2 separate regions of the Homo sapiens genome follow, and region 1 is linked to region 2. A link is an interaction called in ENCODE POLR2A ChIA-PET data of the cell type or tissue named here. Cell type or tissue: MCF 10A. All regions are shown on one strand. Links, peaks and the distances in the headings refer to the core of each region. The heading gives the core; the rest is flanking DNA. Region 1 has its middle 65 kb from the start of NFASC. Region 2 overlaps SOX13 (SRY-box transcription factor 13).

The links. ChIA-PET counts read pairs that join two places held together with the same protein. Peaks named below come from ENCODE experiments on the same cell type or tissue, not always from the same donor. Only the 100,000 strongest peaks of a DNase experiment are listed, where the experiment ranks them.
Region 1: POLR2A ChIA-PET joins it to region 2 with 5 read pairs; 1 of 35 experiments calls an interaction of 5 or more read pairs at or near these places.

The regions. Positions count from the first base shown.
Region 1 is chr1:204,761,510-204,765,892 of GRCh38, forward strand. No RefSeq gene overlaps it. Among named protein-coding and RNA genes, the nearest start is that of NFASC, 65 kb to the right of the region's middle. In MCF 10A, for the core only: a CTCF peak has its summit at 2,509 (motif pointing left); a DNase peak (open chromatin) is centred at 2,442.
Region 2 is chr1:204,078,162-204,082,544 of GRCh38, forward strand. The region is part of intron 1 of SOX13 (SRY-box transcription factor 13); the gene reads left to right. Among named protein-coding and RNA genes, the nearest start is that of SOX13, 7.2 kb to the left of the region's middle. RefSeq lists enhancers at 1-267, 268-1,196, 2,280-2,574, 3,984-4,383. In MCF 10A, for the core only: no CTCF peak of the experiment used is centred there; DNase peaks (open chromatin) are centred at 410 and 2,400.

The sequences.
Region 1 (4,383 bases), core at 309-4,308, 680 kb after region 2:
GGGCAAGTATGTGAAAAAGGTGCCATCCTTTGAAAACTGTCTCCCCACATCTTACAGTACTGCTGCTGCTTTTTTTTCCTCTTACAACAATTGTGAAATCTTTTAACAGATTTTCATCAGTCTTAATATTGACATGCAATATATTACTTTAAAAAATGAAAGGTGCTACTTTTCAGGAATATTCTCTCTTGCACTTCCCTCACTCCCAATGAAGACAGAAGCTTGGAGAACACCAGCATCTAGAGGAGAGGAAAAAGAGGGGTTAATGCATGTGGTTAGGACTCTGAGCACTCAGCTTACTGGTTATGTTTACAGAAAACACCTGTATTCTGCACAAGTTTGCTAAGCATGGGGGTGGAATGGGCCAGGTATGCCCGCATTCATCCTAGCTGTGGTTGATGGCAGAGTGGTCATCCAGTTGGAGACCCTCTGGAAACCAGGCCTACATTTGATGCTCTACTTTTATGCTCAGGGTCCTAGGACCCTCCCCATTCTTTGAGAAGTAGCAATCACTTACTGACAACACTGGCAGCTTCTCTGCTGAGCCCTTTGTAGGATAAAAGGTCGGGTCAACTTTTCTCCAGGAGCTGAAATTCTTTGTCCTCAGAGCACTGCTCCTGACCTGGCATCCCCTGCTGCCTTCACCCAGGACAGCAGACAGACTAGCCAGGATGATGCAAGCAGGGTATCCAAGCTACATTTAAGTTCAGGGAGATGGAGATACATCAAGGAGATGGAGTGTATTCATTGTCTATTGCCGCATATCTATTTACCCCCAAATTGAGTAGCTTAAGATAAAAATAAGGAACATACATAATAAAAAATAAATAAACACAGTGTGTGGGGGTCAGGAATCTAGGAGAGGCTTGGCAGGGCAGTTCAGGCTTGTAGTGTCTCAGGAGATTGCACTCCAGGTGTAGGCTGGGCTGCAGTCATCTGAAGGCTTGATTGGGGCTGGAGGAGCCACTTCCAAGGTGGCTTACTTATATAATGGGCGTGATGGTGCTGGCTGTTGGCAAGGAGACCCAGTTCCTCTCCTCATGGACCTCTTCGGAGGATGCTTGAGTGTCCTCATGACATGGTCACTGGCTTCCCCCAGGGTGAGAGACCCAGGAGAAAGAGATTCAGGCAGAGGCTATCCTTTTTATGATCTAGCCTCAGAAGTCACATGGCTTCACTTCCACCACATTCTATTCTTTAGAGAGAAGTCTGGCTCACATTCAAGGGGAGGAGAATAGGCTGCACCTTTTAAAGAAAAATGTATTTTAAAAGTTTGCAGAAAAATGTAAAAACCATAATATAGGGATTGGACCTTGGGAAGCCTGAGATGAAGCAGGCCAGAGGTAGAATCAGAAAGGAGACTTACAAACTTCACCCTCAAGCCTCTAGGACTTTAAAGACAACGGTGGAAAATTATGTTGGGTTGGGTTGTCACTGGAGGATCCTGTGATCTAATACAGAAATTTCCACATGCCAGGTGGCTCTGATGTTGTCTCAGTAAGGCCTCTATTTAGTTAATGCTAATGCTCCAAAGCCCCCAGATTACAAATTGGTATTGCTGTCGAGATCTATTGCTTTCTTACTAGAAGGTGGCTTCTTCTGGTATGGAAAGGGAAACTAAAGCCTGGAGAGGTTAAGCAATTTGACTTCTAGTCCTTTATTGAGGCACAGGCAGTGGTGGGGAGGGTCCTGAGTCAGGCAGTCTAACCACTGACCTCTATACCCCATCTCTCCAAACCACAGTATCTCTCTCCTGATGCTCTGAGAAGCTAGCATTTGTGGGAAACTTCCAATATGCCCACAGTGTGCTGAGTGCTTTTATGTCATTTTATTCTCCTAACCACCCACTATGGTAGGTATGGAATCCCCCATTTTACTGATGAGGAAACTGAGGCAATGTATAACAGGTATAAGTAGCCCAAGGTTATTCAGGCACTAATGTGTAAGGCTGTGATTCTAAGGCAGACTGACTGACTACAAAGCTAATGTTCTTAATCCCTAGATGCTCCCACCTTCCAAATGTCCTGGCTCCTAGAATTACATCTGTTCTACTCCCTCCATGGCTCCATGGAACCTGGACATCTCAATTTCCTCCCCAAAAGCTGGAGTTCTCCAAGATGCAGAAGCCAGAGGGCTGATGTTCCTGTGCAGGAAGAAGCAACGCCCAGGCCCACTGCCCCCACTCTCTCAGCAGATTCTCATTTTCAGAATCCTGGAAACCAGAGCTAGAAATCTGCCTCCCTCTGTTTACCCTGAGTTCCAATGTCACCAACCCCCTTAATTAATGCTAGGGTGCTGGGTCATGCATAGCACGGTCAGCTTGGTCTCCAGTTCTGGCAGCAGCTGCAGCCAAGGTCAAGAACAACGGGGGCTGGGTTAGCTCTTACTCATCCACCTAAATGCCACTGCCCACGCTCTCCGCTCTCGCCCCTCCCGCTGAGCAGTGGCTGCCAGGGCGGCAGGAAGTCCTTCTTCCTGGGCCTGGCGCCCTCCAGCGGTGGGCGCAGAGCACTAGGCTCCAAAACTAGGAAGCCGGCTCAGCCTGCAGCAGGGCAGCTTGGGCAGCTTCACACCTAAACCAGCCTCTAAACGGGCGCACCTGGACAAAACCCAGTAATTTAGAAAAGCCTGTGTTTCTAGACATCTCGCACTGCCAGCATTCTCCATGAGAAAGGAGCTAATAGGATCAACTTTTCCTATACGCTGGAGACTTAATGAGTCCCTCACCGACCCAAGGCTGACCTGTAATCTGACAGATGACCACGAAAAAGAGGCAATTTCAAGCCTAAAGAAAGGACCCCATTATGTTGACATTTAGGCATGAGTGTGGGTGGCATTGGGGCAGGAGTCCTATGTGCTGCTCAAATCCCACCGTAGAGTCAACTGGCAGTGTGGCCTCTGTCTGACACAGCTCAGGCTCTCCTGCTCCGAGGGAGTTTAGCAGAAGGTCCCTTACCCCACCCAGTTCTGCAGCCCCTCTGAGAAGTCACATAGCTGATGCCCATGGGGGCTGGCGGTGTGCCTTCTCACACCTCTCACATTGCCTGTGGTTCCAGGAGCCAGCTGCGTTTAGTCTGATCTCTGTTTGTGCCAGTTGTACTCTTTTGTAATCACATATTTTTAATTAAATACTATATAACTTGATGAAATACAAGTAAAAAGAATTGTTTCTTTAAAATTTTTTTATTTTAATTTTTGTGGCTACATAGTAGGTGTATATATTTATGGGGTACGTGAGATGTTTCGATACAGGCATGCAATGTGGAATAATCGCATCACATAAAATTGGGTATCCATCCCCTCAAGCATTTATCCTTTATATCACAGGCAATCCAGTTATACTCTTTTAGTTATTTAAAAATATACAATTAAATAATTACTGACAAGAATTGGGTCTATAAAATTAGTCTGAATACTTTGGAAAGAGCCTCTACAGGCAATTTATCTTTAAAAAAAAAGAGTAAAACGTTTTCTATTGAGGTGTGGTTGAATTGTCTGTAAAAGATTAGTGGGAGTAGCAGTGGGGGAGGGGAATTATAAAAATCCCAAGGACTCTGCATTCAGGTTGCTACACAAGTGTTTTCTTTCTTTTATATATATATAATACTTTAAGTTCTAGGGTACATGTGCACAACGTGCAGGTTTGTTACATATGTATACATGTGCCATGTTGGTGTGCTGCACCCATTAACTCGTCATTTACATTAGGTGTATCTCCTAATGCTATCCCTCCCTACACAAGCGTTTTCAAGTTGCTGGGTAGAATAAAAATGAATCTCAGCTGATGTATTATGGGTACAGTTTATGAAAGAAAGATGAGGGGAAGGAAAGTGCATCTATACTAACAAAAAGGTCACGGTCTGACATCAAGAAATTAGCAAATGCCCATTTATAATTTTCAAGGCAATGTTTAAGGTAGGCAATATTTTTTGCATATGTAGATGGCAGCCTGTGCTTACAGAGCCTAACGAGGGAAGAGGCCACGGCAACCCCAAAGTCTAATTAGAAAATCAATGCATCCAGCCCTAACTGACAACGCTAATCATCTCTTTGAACTAAAGTGTCCTAGCTGCACTAGAATCATTAGAGCCTGTCAGCAAAAGATAAGAGTTTAAGATTTCCGCAAGGAAACAGGGTTTTTTACTCAGCAGACCTGGACTTAATCAATATTTCCAATATCATGACCCACGACCTTCCTCCAATTAACAAATGCTTATGCTTGGTAATAGACTTCACACTCTGGACTCCTGATGGCTTTGCCTGCTGTGAGGCTGCATCCCTCTGGACCTGCATGGCCATCTTGGTGCCTACAACTGAGTAGTGCAATGAGGTTGGAAGAAAACTTTACCAGGGAACCTGCTTTTACTGTAAATTCTTGACCAC
Region 2 (4,383 bases), core at 87-4,086:
TGCGGCAGCAGTGCTCCATGAATGGTAAGGGCTCTGGGGTTTTCTGTTGCCAGACAAGTGTCGGTTGAGCTAGGCCTATTCCACCAAGGGATCTAGGTGTCCTTGCCCTTGAGAGGCTGACACTGGATTCTACAAAGATTTTCTCCTCTCTGGGGGTGCTTTGAGATCGGTCCTTATTGGGCAGCTCCCCTGGGTAAGTCTCCAGGAAGCTGACACCACCGGAAAAAGTGGAATTCAAATGCAGCTGTGCTCCTGAGCCCCCTCCCCCAGCCACATTCAGGGGTGAAGCTGAGTGTTTGAAAAGGGCTCTGTGCTGGGAGGGCCGGCCAGGCACACAGTAAATCGTGCTTTGAATGGGAGTTATTTTTGTGCCCAGTGTTTGCTTAAGAGGGCTCGCTCCTGCCTGAACTCGTTGCGGTCCTCACCCTTTGCTAGTCCCCTTTCTGGAACCCGGATGTGTCAGCCAGGGAGGCCATCACAGTGCCTTTTACCAGATGGGGAACTAGACCCATGGAGGATTGCTTTCCCTCTCCTGTCAGCTCCCTGCCCCGAAGCAGGAAGGCATGCTCTAGATGGTGGTCTTTGCCTCGGTGACTACCCCCCTTTTGACTGGCCCTTCCTTAGTTCTTGGGAAGACTTGATTCAGAGATTGCTATAGGCCAGCTCAGCAGGGTTCCTCCGACCTCTGTCAGCTTCTCTGATAAAGAGTGACTGCTTTTTAAAAAATGCAAATACTTTCTCTGAGGAGCAGAGATATGGTAGTTCCCTCCTAAGAGCACTTGCTGTATGCCATGGACCCAGCTTAAAGCCCCATGGTGATGAAGCCTTTGCAGCTCCCCTAGGAAAAGATTTCTGGGCCGGGCACGGTGGCTCACGCCTGTAATCCCAGCAGTTTGGGAGGCCAAGGCGGGCGGATCACGAGGTCAGGAGATCGAGACCATCCTGGCTAAGACGGTGAAACCCTGTCTCTACTAGAAATACAAAAAATTAGCCGGGCGTGGAGGCGTGTGCCTGTAGTCCCAGCTGCTGGGGAGGTTGAGGCAGGAGAATGGCATGAACCCGGGGCCAAGATCGAGCCACTGCACTCCAGCCTGGGTGACGGAGCAAGACTCCGTCTCAAAAAACAAACAAACAAAAAAAAGATTTCTGTCCAGCCTGTGGTGTGGTCCACAGCATAGAACATTTTTTTTTTTTTTTTTTTTGAGACAGAGTCTTGCTCTGTCGCCCAGGCCTGAGTGCAGTGGTGCAATCTTGGCTCACTGCAACCTCCGCCTTCTGGATTCAAACAATTCTCCTGCCTCAGCCTCCTGAGTAGCTGGGATTACAGGCATGCGCCACCACGCCCGGCTAATTTTTGTATTTTTAGGAGAGTTGGGGTTTCACCATGTTGGCCATGGCTGGTCTCGAACCCCCGACCTCAGGTGATCCGCCCACCTCAGCCTCCCAAAGTGCTGGGATTACAGGTGAGAACCACCGAGCCTGGCCTCACAGCATAGAACCTTGTAGCTACCACCTGCTACTCCAGGTGGCTCTCCCGCCTTAGTGGGTGGCAGGGGGTCCTTCCTGCTTTAGGAATGCCCTGAGGCCTGCCTCCCTGCTCACTCCTGGCAAGAGCACATTGTGGTGCTGTCAGGGAGGACCTCCATGGTCTCAGATGGAACAGCAGCAGTGGTCAGACCTCCTAGAGGCTGTGAGGTGAGGAGGAAGTGGCTGAGGTTTCCCCTGCCTCCTCCTAAGGTCATCCATGGGCAAACCAAAGCTGCAGGATGTGCTGTGTGTGTGGCCTGGTATCTCAGAGTCCTGGGTGTGCACAGGGTGTGCACAGCTAGGAGACGTCCCGAGATCTGTACCCACATGTTGAGGGCTTCAGCCAGGGGTGTTTTTTGGGGGAGCGGAATTTGTGTGGCATAGTAGAGGAAAAGAAGGAAGAAGTGGGGACAGTATCTCCAGCTGCCACCTTTCTTCCCAAATAGCTTTGGATACCCAGGCCCTTTTGGTCACAGGAAGTCTGACACTGGGAAGTCATCAAATTTGGAATTCAGTTCCCTCCACTCTCCCCCCAGCGGTGGCCTTAGCATTTAAATAGCCTTGGCATGAAGCCCTATAAACTGCCCAAGGGATTGGGGCAGGGTTAGGGGGAGGGGTATTGGTGTTACCCCCAACATTGTCCCCCTGTGTCTTCTGGGGACATGTCCAAGCTAGGGTGTCAGTGTTTTGGCTTGAGAGGAGAGAGGGGAAGGGGCCACAGACTGGGCAGGAGCCCTCCTGGCTCCCCTCCCGCTCTGGTGGTTTTGATCGTAATCCCTGCCTGCCAAGCCTGGAGCTCCCTGGGGGATCCGCCCCAGAGGAGGCCCGACTGTTCTCCTCCCCTCTGCCTTACCTCCCCCAGTCCCCGCCCCCTGCTTGACTCAGAATGGAATGTGCAGCCTGTGGAACAAGATGGGGTGAGAACTAGTTCCCAGAGGGCCTTGGTCCCGCCCCTCCCATCCCCCAACAAAGGGGGTGAGGAACCTGGAGGCAGGGCCTGCTCCCAGGTATGGCTGGTGTTTCCCTGATGCAGACTCAGGTCCTGTGCTGAGTTGGTGCAGAGGCAGGCAGGTGCTGTGGGGGTCCAGGACTAGCCATTTGAAGGTTTTCATATAAGTCCACCATGCGGGGCAGGTGCTGAGTTAGAGAAAGTGCAGCAGGCAGAGCAGCTCCAACTCCAGCTTCTGTAGCTGGGGGTGGTCAATATCCTTTGTTGACTTTTTTTTTTTTTTTTTTTTGAGATGGAGTTTCACTCTTGTTGGCCAGGCTGGAGTATGCAATGGTGCCATCTCAGCTCACCGCAACATCCGCCTCCCAGGTTCAAGCAATTCTCCTGCCTCAGCCTCCTGAGTAGCTGGGATTACAGGCATGCGCGACCATGCCTGGCTAATTTTTTGTATTTTTAGTAGAGACGGGATTTCTCCATGTTGGTTAGGCTGGTCTCGAACTCCCGACCTCAGGTGATCCGCCTGCTTTGGCCTCCCGAAGTGCTGGGATTACAGGCATGAGCCACCACTCCCAGCCATGACTTCTTTCTTTTTTTTAAAGATCGTGGCTCATATTCGTTTTCTTATTTCTGTAGTCTCTAAGAGTAATACAACAATGTGTATCACTTTCGTCATCAGGATGAAAAGGATTTAAAATAAATCTAATATTTCCAGATAGTGAAACAGAAATGTCATCAGTGTTTGTTTCCACGGAAGACCAAGAGGAGTCACGGTTTGACCAGCGCTAAGAGGGGATGTGGCAGGAAGAGTGGTTGTGCAAATGTGTCAGACTGGGCTGATGCCCTTTCACGATGACAACTGAGTGGGCCCCACGGACCCCCTGGCGGGCTCTGGGGGTGGGGGTTGGGGGGTTGCCTGGGACTCATGGGGCCTCCTGCTTTGGCCCTGGCGCCTAGGAAAGGCTAGACAGGGAGGGGAGCCTTGGCGTGAGCTGCCCTCACACTGACTTAAAAGCATTAACTCTTGCCTGGCCACACAAGGCAGGACCTGGCACTCCTCAGAGTGGAGGGTGAGGAGGGTTTTCTGTCTTAGCCCTCAGCCTGTGTGGGGTATGAGGTCCCCCACCCTCATGCGAACAACCTCTCCCCACCCTCCAGCCCTACTGAAGGAGTCTGAAGTCACTCAACCATCCTTGTGAGGTTTTGGTTCTGGCCTGTTCCATGAGGGTGGGGTAGGGTGGGGAAAGAAGGGGGAATAAAATGTAGTGGGGAGGGGTGGAAGGAAGCCTGTGTGCAGGTACAGCCGTGGCTCAGAGGCAGGTGGGGTGAGGGCAGTGGGGCTTGAATAGGGCGCTGTCGAAAGCAGAGGGAGTGGCCCCTTCAGCCCCTGCTGTTTCTCAGGCTTGCCCGGCTCCTCTTTTCTTGGCTGGTGGTGGGGTGTGTGTGGGGGGGAGGGAAGCTGAGTGTGATGTGTGTGTGAGTGTAATGTGAGTGTGATGTGTGTGTGGGTGTATGTGTGGGGGGCCAGGTGTGTGTGTGTTTGTGAAGGGCTGAGCGTGATGTGTGTATCTATGAGTGTGATGTGTGTGTGTGGAGGGCCAGGTGTGGTGTGTGTGTGTGTGTGCACATATGTGTGCAGGCAGGCAGGGGCCTGTGCTCTGGAGACCCTGGCCAGGCTCCTCCAACCCATGGGAACCAGGCAGGGCCTCCGAGAACTCCAGGGAGACAGTGAGGACATTAGACGGATGTCAAGAAGGAAGGGAGAGTAGAATGGAAGAAAAAGGAAGAGTCAGAACAGCCAGCTTCTGGTGCCCCAAGCACGTTGGGGTTTCAATCCCAGTATACCTGGGGAGGAGCAGTAGTGGGCTATCACCCCCTTCCCTCCTTTTGCTGTCAACTTTGTTTCCGGG